2 separate regions of the Mus musculus genome follow, and region 1 is linked to region 2. A link is a contact called in ENCODE POLR2A ChIA-PET data. All regions are on one chromosome and are shown on one strand. The core of a region is the stretch at or near the end of the contact, and the rest is flanking DNA. Distances in the headings are between cores, read along the strand shown.

Region 1 (5,442 bases), core at 1,309-3,808, 94 kb before region 2:
TTTAAAAAGCATACCTGCACATGTGAAAGACTTAATCCCTTAGTGTTGTTTCTAAGATAAGTCATTTCCTATTCTGAAACCACAGTTCAGTATTATTGTGAACTTGACTATGAAAACGTTGAGTCATGGTGGGGAGGAGTGGGTGAGAGAAGAGAAAGGCAGGGTCGGCTGTTCCTGTAGGATATAAATAGTCATGTGGAGGCTACATGTTAATATTCAACTACCCAAATAATTACTCAAGTCACAACGGCAGGATTCCATTCCTACTTGAGACCCACTGGTCTCAGTATGGCAACATAGTGTTAGCCTAGGCTTAAGGAAGAAAAGCAAGAACATATTTGACATAATTCAAGCTGTGGTGAGGTAAGAATTTTAAAAATAATAAACAGGCTGTCATACAGCTCATATTGCCCAGGGAGATGGCTAAGAGACTTTATTCCCTTGCAGGAAGTTTACTGGGGGAAGCTCTTGGGAGTTGTATTGAAATGGAAGTAGGTCTGAACAGAAGAAAAAAACATAATAACTTCTTAGGCAATCCCGTGGGGAGCTTTATGCTATGATGTCTTGTAAAACTGTCCCAAGTTGGAACATGGGGATCAAGCCTTCCTACCCCAATAGTGACCATCACCTGTAGATGCTTTGCAACTCCTGAGGACAGTATGAATCAGCTGTATATCTTTTAAAGAACACAGAATACCATTGGCTGTGGTTGGAGGAAAACATGCTTTTGTTATCATCATAAAAAGGACTAGGGTAGGGCCTGGGATGTAGCGTAATTGGTAGACTTCGTGCCTACCGTCATGAAATACTTTTAACCCTGGGTTTGATCATCAGTATCACATACACCAGGCATGGTGGCTCATGTGTGTGATCTCCACATTCAAAAGGTGGAAGAAGAGGAAACAGAAGTTCAAGGTCAACCTCAGAGCACCTGTGGAGCACCAGGCCAATCTGGGGCCCATAAGGCACCATGGGACCTATCCCCAAAAGCAAAGAAACAAGCAGGAAAGAAAGAGAGCAAACTTTTTATAGTATATACACGAGCATGCTGTAGCTGTCTTCTGACACACCAGAAGAGGGCATCAGATTCCAATACAGACAGTTGTGAGCCACCATGTGGCTGCTGGGAATTGAACTCAAGACCTTTGGGAGAGCAGCCAGTGTTCTTAACCGCTGAGCCATCTCTCCAGCCCTAGAGCAAACTTCTAACGGCAGAATGGAGGCCCCACTCACCACTTCAAGCATTTACTGAGCGGCTACCAGGAGGGAAGATACATGAGGAAATAAATGAGATCCAAGATGGCGTCCGGATGACTCACTCCCTTCTCTCCTCCATCACCTGGATTTTGAGAAGCACTCTGAATTTCTAAAGTATGTAGACTAGTAGCCATATATTCTGATCATGACAACAGATCATAAAGAGAAAAGCAGAAACATGAACAGCAAATTGCAAGTTAGCAAACACTGGTGTTAGATTTGGCTGTAGACAGAACAATGGTGCTGATTTATACCAACTAGATAAACACTCATGATTTAGTGTTGCCAGTAACAACTTCCTGTTCCTGTTTCTGCCTTTCTCTATCTCCTCTCCCTAGGATGTACTGTAAATCCCACTGGGTAAAAATAAGTTCAATACCACAATTTTTGAGCCAAATTTGAATCAAGCTTTATTAAATACTGGACAGACCATATCCTGAATTCCTAGAGAATGACTGAGAATTGTTAGACAGATGCTTAGAAAGTACCCCATGGCTACTCACTTCCCTCCTTCATCCAACGGAGGCAAGCATACATCCTGACATGCTTTCTGCCTATGTGTGGTCGAGCACTTCCTGTGCAGTTGGGGCAACCAAGCTTGTTTACAGAAATGAAGACATGTGACTTATCTTACCTGAACAACAGCCCCCAGCATTCTGTTACCTGTGGGGTTCACAGGTTGGAGGCATTTTTTTGTTGTTGTTGTTGTTTTATAGATTTCTTAAGCACAGCAATTTTAACTTAAAACATAACTTTAGCCTTCACAGTTTTAATGGAGAAAAGGTCCTGGTGAGTGATAACATCATGGCTAAGCACAGAGAAGAGTAGTTAGGGATGGAAGGCTCTAACAGAAAATAGATGCATGTTGAACAGTTCATAAAAGGTTCTGGCTTTTCCTGACATTTCTATGGCCATTAAAATCATGTTGGTTCCAAAGAGACTACCCGTGTGATGCGTGTAACAAATACTCTACCACACTTTCACAACACATCACGGTGAAAATGAGAAATTGATGCTTGTGATCTAATCCCTCCCATGTGAAGCCTCCCTAGAATTGACCCAGTCTTTAACCTCACAAGCCTTTTGTGAGCACCACTAATGATACAGCAGAGCTGGAGAGGGAAAGGGGCCATCAGTCAGCAATAGAAGTGGGAGGTGTTTCTGAAGGGCACGCTGGTTTGTGGCAAGATGCCTACATGATTGTGAAATGCAAGAAGAAACGCCAGTGAGGTGTTGCTGATGTACAAAGTGGGAGTTAGGAGGTCGGGAAGTGTTGCTCTCTCTGATCCAGCTGGTAACTGTCAAAAAACGGCTGACAGTACATCCATCCCATCCAGACAGATCCAAGCTGGCCAGACCATGTGCTAAAATGTTGATTTACTAAAGCTACCCTTTGAAAACTGACATCCCCAGCTCATTTTAATCACAATTTGCTTTCTTAGTGTGGTCATTTTGAAAAAGTGAATTCACTAAGTGCTTAGCTTTCAAAATGTCTGGTTTAAGCACAATGTTTCCAATTTCTGAAGAGAGAGAGAGAGAGAGAAGTTTTAGGACCAAAATTAAAAGAAATGTGTGCTTTTTTGAAACCCGGGGAATATATATGAGAAGCTGTGATAACCATCAGATAGGATCCCAGAAGGAACATTTTTGGGAAAGGGCGTGTATTAGTAACCACAGATCTTAGTCACCGAGCAGATCTGGATCCAAGCCGCACCAAAGGCTGTTTTGTGTGTGTGGAACTAAATCTCAGCCTCTCATGTTCCTCTGCAAATTCCTGAGCATGTTCCTGGAAGGGACATACCCCAGAAACAAAGGATGTTCAAAACCCCTTGTGACTAGCATCCTGTTTTTCTTTCCTATAGAGAGTTTGAACCTCTGAGGATAGACTAAAGTTCACAGTTGTCTGAAAATGAAATACTTCAGGGGAATAGAGAAATCTCCTAAGAATAAAGTTTTTTCCCAAGAAAAAACTGACCCCACTGGGGTTCTTTCCTCCACTCAGCACTCAGAAGGGCTATCACAAAGTTCAAGTCCAAACCTCTAGACTTCTGTATCTGTCACAACAAGATAGACATTACAAGTCAATGACCGATGCTGAGCGGTGGTGGAGCACGTCTATAATCCCAGCCCTGGGAGGACAGAGGCAAGAAGAGTTCTGTAAATTCAAGGCCAGCCTGGTCTCTAGAGTTAATTACAGGATAGTCAGGGCTACTCAGAGAAACCCTGTCTAGAAAATAAAAACAAAACAAAATAAGGATAAACTCAACCCTCAAAGATTGAGTATTTTCATTAACAATAATTATTCATATGTATTTAATGTGAGATATATATAATGGGGGAACGACAGAATAATAATTGAATCAATGTGTAATTAGCATGCCCATCACTTTAATCGTGGATTGTTTTCCTGGTGTGTGCTGTTTTGAGATGCTCAACATATTTGTGTCACTGGAATTAACCCTGCTGTGCCCCAGACAGCAGAATTCCTTGCTTCTAAGATTGTAAAACCAGCAAAGTCCCTCCAGTGTTCTCAGCCTCTGCTCTCAACGTCCTTGAGACCAACTGTGTTTTGAATTCCACCAGTGAGTGAGGGTGTGAGATTGTGAGGGGCTTGTCTTCCTGTCTGGCTTCTTTCTCTTGGCTTCAATGGGGTACCTTTTTGTTTAACCAATGGCTGATGGACTGAGGTAGACTCCGTACTGTTGTACTGCAATGAACACCAGAATACAGCTGTCTCTCCTATAGGCTGATTCACTTCTGCCTTGGGGTTGCTCCCAGGAACGGGATTGCTAGGCCATATAATTATGCCATTTACATCTCCCCAGAAGTCCCCACTCTGTTTCCCACATGGCTACACTAGCTCCCATTTCCACCATCATCCCTATGCCCTCTGGAAGCTGTCATTCTCTCCATCCTAACTGGGGGAGGAAGCCTCGTGTCTCCCTGAGGTTAGTGGTGGGCATTTTTCCTCCATATGTCTGTTGACCATATAATTCTTTTTTCTTCTCTTCCTTTCTCTTCTTTCTTTCTCCCTCTTCCTTTCTTCCTTTCTTCCTTCCTTCCTTCTTTCTTCCTTTCTTCCATTCTTTTCTCTTTCTTCCTTCCTTCCTTTCTTTCTTTCTTTCTTTCTTTCTTTCTTTCTTTCTTTCTTTCTTTCTTTCTTTCTTCCTTTTTCTCTTTTGAATCATCTATTCAGTCCTTAAACCTTCTTAAATTTTTATTTCTCTGTGTGGGGATGTGTGCATGAGCAAATGTGTGTCCCAGCAGCTGCACCTGCGGAGGTCAGGCCCATCAGTTTAGAAGCTGTTCTCTCTCTCTATTGCAGATTCCAGCGATCAAACTCGGGTTATCCTGCTTGAGTGGACACACTCTGAGCCCTTTTGCCCTTAAACCCACTTTCAAATTAGAGTATTTTGTTTATTTGGTCGGATTTTGCTTGCTTTGCTGTTGGGTTACTGGAAATTCATTATAAAACCAGGATATTAAGTCCTTGGTAGATGCGTACTTGATGGATATTTCCTCCCACTCTGCTGTCTCCCGATTCGTTTGTTTCCTTTGATGGTCGGAAGTGTCTCAGCTGACTGCCATCCTGTTTGTCAACATTTGTCGTTATGCTTTATACTTTTAGTTCATATGCAAGAAAAAAATTTTTTTGTCTAGACCAATATCCTAAAGAATTCCCCATATGTTTTCTTCTACTAACTTGAGAGCCTGGGGTCTTACATTTAAGTCTTTAATCCATTTAGAGTTGGCAGTTGTTTCTATGGTGAGGGAAGGGTCCAGTTCCATTCTTCTGCAGAGACATGGTGCAGAAAGCTTTTCATTCTGAGAATGATTTTTTTGACTAGTCAAGACAAATGAGTCCAACGAAAATGTCATTATGTCTTCATGGTATACCTTACTCAAAAACTAACCCGGGGTGGTTATATAAATGAATTAAAAGCATCTTTTGCAGAGATGACTAGAGAGAGCCCAGGTGCCTTTCAGTACTCATTTACTAAATAACTTTCCTAATTCCTTTTAATGGAGGAAAATGGGGGAAAACCATGCCTTGTCATAAAGAAAACTTAAACAAGACAGAGATTTGGGTTCTAATTCTGTCTTTCCCATTAACCTCAACTTGAGGCTACTGTTGTGCCTCATTCTTCCCTCAGGCAAAACAGAGCTAAGTGAGGCTTCTCTGTG
Region 2 (5,318 bases), core at 345-2,844:
AGCTGGGGTCCCCCATACACCTTTGGATCTGAACAATATACTCCACCATCAAGGAGGTATCCCGGAGCCAACTTCCTCAGAATCCTGGCTGTACCACCTAACAGCTGACTTTCATATACTATCTAATGCTCCTAAGCATTCGATAGGTTATATATTCTAAGTCAATGTGTATGGAAACCTCTGGTGCAGTTTTGGGGAAGAAAGCTCTAGAATATCTTCTGTAAACCATCTTAAATGTATGTTTATGGAAAGGTCTCTTTGCTTTCTTTTTGCTTTTCTCTCTTTTTTTTGTGTGTGTTGTTGTTGATTGTTTGTTTGTTTGTTGACACACAGTTTTACAAATTTGAATAAGTATTCTGGCAGCAGCTTTCATTTTGGTAAGAATTCTGAAGAGCAAGGGATTTAAAATCATGAGGTAAAATTCAATGATTAAGGCTTCTTCCCCCTCCAGCTATCCTAGAGCTCAATCTCTAAGAGACAGGGAGGGGACAAACAAATGAAATGCTGTTTGAGTTGTGGAACTAATGGGAATTGTAAAGTACTACAAACTAAACGCATTTATCCTGCTGCCTTTTTCTTTTTTTTTAAGATTTATTTATTTATTATATGTAAGTACACTGTAGCTATCTTCAGACACACCAGAAGAGGGCATCAGTTCTCATTACAGGTGGTTGTGAGCCACCATGTGGTTGCTGGAATTTGAACTCAGGACCTTCAGAAGAGCAGTCAGTGCTCTTCACCACTGAGCCATCTCTCCAGCCCAAAACCTGCTGTCTTTAAAAACGAAACAAACTTAAGGACAGTCCTGTTATTCGGAGTCATGCTTTTGACTTCTGGTACTTTACAAGCTATTTGAGTGGGGAGGAGGGGAAATGTATTTGAGTCTGTCTAGCCTAGGCTGGCCCCAGCTCTTGGCAATCCTGCCTCAGCCTCCGGAGAGCCTAAATTACAGATGTGAGTCACCAGGTCTCTTTTAAACGCAAGCAACAAGGACCTCGGATCTAAATGACAAGTTACAATAGTTCAGCTAAGTAACTATAGGAACAATTGGCTGAAAAGCGAATACCAATGTGTTTGCAATGCAGGAGCAGAAAATCCATACACTGCAGAAACAGTTGAAACCAAATAGGAAGTGGGAACTAGCATAATTTTCTTATCGTGGCCACAAAAGAAAGGCACTAAAACACTTCTATCCCCTCAAAAGACTCTCTCGTGAAAATGTAAACTGCTTCGGTATAAGACCTAGTAAGCTAGATTTCTATTGCTAGCTTCTTTTCATTTTCACATTAAAGTTGTGTAAAAACAAGCATGCTGCTTAGAAAATACCGAATCAGCGTGCACTGAAGATAACAAGCATGATGCGCCGTTTTTATTTGTGCTAAAAAAAAAAAAGAGGAGAAATAGATTGTTACCTTATATTATTTAAACTTTCAAATGTGCTAGGGTTCCTGGAATTTGGAGAGGGAACCGAAAGGGTTTTATGGTTCTTGGGAGACAGCAGAGCACAAAGAGCCAGGGGGTGGAGTCTAGAGCTCCGCCCACTCCTTGCTGTTTTCAATCAGGTCCGCTCCCAGGAAATATAAGCTCTTGCTCGGCGGCGGATTACTGTAGTTTCTCCTGTCTCTTTATTAGGTTGTTTACTAATATGTCAGGACGAGGAAAAGGCGGCAAGGGTCTGGGGAAAGGTGGCGCCAAGCGACACCGCAAGGTTCTCCGCGACAACATCCAGGGCATTACCAAGCCCGCTATCCGGCGGTTGGCTCGGCGTGGCGGCGTGAAGCGCATCTCGGGTCTCATCTACGAGGAGACTCGCGGTGTCCTCAAGGTTTTCCTTGAGAATGTGATCCGCGACGCCGTCACCTACACCGAGCACGCCAAGCGCAAGACGGTTACGGCTATGGACGTGGTGTACGCGCTCAAGCGCCAGGGCCGCACTCTGTACGGCTTCGGCGGCTAAGCGAGCCCTCCTGTGCCTAGGCCGTTCCCTTGGCCGGCTTCCCCCATCCACAAAGGCCCTTTTCAGGGCCCACAAAGCATCAGAAAGGAGCTGTGGACATTTGTAGTTCTCACTAGTTATGAGCGTCTCATTACTTTTTGTATTTGGTATGCTTTGTCTTGTATGCAAATTGAGCTGCCTGGGTGCACTTTTTCATTGGAGGACTTGGGCTGGTGGCCCCGCCTACCGCCTGGGACCTGCTCAGAATGCTTGCGGAGTGGTCTGCGTGAATGAGTTTTTTTAGGTGTCTGTTGAGTTGACAGCCCCAGAGTGCTAGGGTGCAGCCTCTGCGGACGCTCTAAAAAGGGGAAAAAAGCTCCTGTAGAGACAGTGGACCTGAATGAGGGCAGGTGTGGAGGCTTGGAACCCCACAATAAAGTCACCCTGTAGCTTAAACTTGGCTTTCTCAGCTGTAGCTGTTTCTCTGCCTTAAGCACGTGGGTTTGGGGGAAGAGGAGCACTCGGATGTCTACCATTTAGTTCAGGCTGGTATAAGTCTTTCGGTGGTCCTTCTGTTTCAGCTTCCACAGACCATATGTGTCTCATTTAAGTCTTCAGAGTAGGTTAGTCACAGCCCTTGCTGCTCCTTCAAAGTACTTGTATTCGATGCTCCATACCCAGATGGGTTTAACTCTGGATCCAGGAAGTCGCTTCCTTAGGCCCCTGGACTCAGGTCTGCTTACCGGCTTTCTGTACACATTACTCAAAACGGTAGTTTTGTTTTTCAGATCTCTAGGTTTTTACATCTGATGTTTACGGGTCTTCTCACTGGCTGAAGAAATAGGAGACTGTTCCTACAGTTCCTGGAGCAGGAACCTGGCATTTCATTAAGATATGGTTATCTCGTGTTCAATGCTTTCTGTGTGGCAGAAACTTGGTGCGGTCTTTCAGCAGATTTATTTTAAGTGTTGATAGTGAGTACAGCTGTGGATGAGACAACGAAGGCTAAAATTTTGGAGCCTAGATTTGAACTCTGCTCTGTGCGATTTTACACAACCTCGTTTTATGTGCCACTGGTGTTTTTGTTTGTTTGTTTGTTTTGTTTTGTTTTGTTTTTTGTTTTTGCGAGAGTCTTCTCTGCCCCTGTGGGCTGACACTTCACTTCTAGAGTCTGAGCATACATAACACTGATACCATTAGTCTAGTGAACTCATTTTCTTAAAGCAAGTGAAAAATGAGATGTTTATTTTTCTGTCTTGAGAAATATTTCAGTTACAGTTATATGGTTTTTATTTTCTTATAAAGTCACATGTTCTATCAAACTATGAAACACAAAATGTAATAATAATGATTATCACCCCTCTTTTAATCTGAGTTTTGATTATTTGAGATAATCAAACATCTATAACTATTACTAGCAAAAAGAAATGAAACAAAAAAATGAAACTTAAATATCATTTATTATTACACAAATAACAACAGCAACAAAAGTATTTGTGCATTCACTGTGGAAATCATTTCTCTCAAAAGGCTTAAATTAGAAACTGCCATGTCACCTGCCCGGATGGAAAGTTACTTAGTGGTAAGAAAAACAGAAATCTTACACTGACAAGATGATGGACGGGACAGAAATCACTATATTAAGCAAAATTGTGTGGGAAGCCGCCCTCACATTTGCCATTATAAGATGGCGCTGACAGCTGTGTTCTAAGTGGTAAACATAATCTGCACACGTGCAGGGGCAGTTTTCCCGCCATGTGTTCTGCCTTTCTCGTGATGACAACTGGGCCGATGGGCTGCAGCCAATCAGGGAGTAATACGTCCTAGGCGGAGGATAATTCTCCTTAAAAGGGACGGGGTTTTGCCATTCTTGTTCTTTCTCTTGCTTTCTTGTTCTTGTTCTTTTTCTTGCTCTTGTTCTTTTTCTTTCTCTTGCTTTCTTGTTCTTTTTCTCTCTCTTGCTTTCTTGTTCTTTCTCTTGCTTTCTTGTTCTTGTTCTTTTTCTTGCTCTTGCTTTTTCTCTCTCTTGTTCTTGCTTTTTCTCTCTCTTGTTCTTGCTTTTTCTCTCTCTTGTTCTTGCTTTTTCTCTCTCTTGTTCTTGCTTTTTCTCTCTCTTGTTCTTGCTTTTTCTCTCTCTTGTTCTTGCTTTTTCTCTCTCTTGTTCTTGCTTTTTCTCTCTCTTGTTCTTGCTTTTTCTCTCTCTTGCTTTCTTGTTCTTTTTCTTTCTCTCTCTTGCTCTCTTGCACTCTGGCTCCTGAAGATGTAAGCAATAAAGTTTTGCCGCAGAAGATTCCGGTTTGTTGCGTCTTTCCTGGCCGGTCGCGAACGCGTGTAAGAAAATTGGACTCTGAAAGATTAAAAAAACAAAAAGCAAAAGAAATGTGTTTTCTTCGATGTAGAGTTGTGTGTGTGTGCATGTGTTGTGTGTGTGTGCATGTGTTGTGTGTGCCTGTGTTGTGTGTGCATGTGTTGTGTGTGCATGTGTATGTGAGTCATGAAACTACAAAGAAGATGCTAGAGGAGATGAAATAAATACACACAGCCAGAAAGCAGAAGCCCCTTGAAGCCGGTTGACTAAGTGTGAGAAAGAACAAAACCGGCCAGGCATAAGGCAGGAGAGAGAGGAGGCCATTTCATAGAGTAAAGTGTGATGAATGGTCTGCGTGTGAAAACGCCTTCATGAGGTGCATTCCTAACATTTATCATGTCTTTGTCACCTTTCCTTCATGGTCGTCTTTGCATGGCAGAAATCATGGCCATACAGTGCTCAGTGATAAAGAAGTTGAATATTAATTAGCGTGCCTGCCTCTTCATGGGGCACTGTATCTGAGCAGTCTAGCATCAGACATGTTTATGTAAGACCTGCAGCTGTGAGGAAAGGTTTATTTGACTGACAATTCCTGCTTACAGTTCATTATTGCAAAGAAGTTAAGCCAAGAGCTCAAAGCACTAGCTAGCCAGCCAGCTTTCTTTACTCTCCCAGCCTGTGTGGAATGGTGGCCCCCACAGGCACGCACCTCAGGTAACCATCAAGACAGTATCTCCCACAGACTTACAGTCAATGTGATTTAGACAATTTCTCAACTGAAACTCTTCCCTGGTTACTCTAGGCGGCACTGAGAACTCAGCGATCAGCACTGGCTTGCCCCTGGTAAACTGGCTGTAGGTCTCCTCGCCCTGCATCATAAGCTCAGCTTGGACTCCATTGCCCAGCCGGCACTGGTACTTGAACTCGTTCGAAAGTATCCCCTTCAGAGGCGGAAGGGGACCCATTCAAGCCTTCACTTCACTTTCTAATTCCTTACCAGATGAGTGCTTATAGATGGATAGGAACCTTCCCATTCACCCACCCACTTCAGTATGTGAATTTCAGAATCTATAG

What was found. ChIA-PET counts read pairs that join two places held with the same protein, here RNA polymerase II (POLR2A).
Region 1: POLR2A ChIA-PET joins it to region 2 with 22 read pairs in Patski. The contact joins the enhancer-like site here to the promoter of H4f16 in region 2. POLR2A ChIA-PET finds 5 or more read pairs at or near these places in 3 of 5 experiments (Patski and embryonic stem cell).

What each region holds. Positions count from the first base shown.
Region 1 is chr6:136,895,512-136,900,953 of GRCm38, reverse strand. No RefSeq gene overlaps it. Among named protein-coding and RNA genes, the nearest start is that of Mgp, 22 kb to the right of the region's middle. Within about 2 kb of position 2,558, at least 1 of the 3 ENCODE cell types and tissues checked has a DNase peak (open chromatin) inside an H3K27ac peak, as active enhancers do.
Region 2 is chr6:136,800,707-136,806,024 of GRCm38, reverse strand. It overlaps H4f16 (H4 histone 16), which reads left to right and starts at 1,594. Exons shown (of 1, transcript NM_175652.3): 1 at 1,594-2,032. The coding sequence starts at 1,646. The coding sequence ends at 1,957.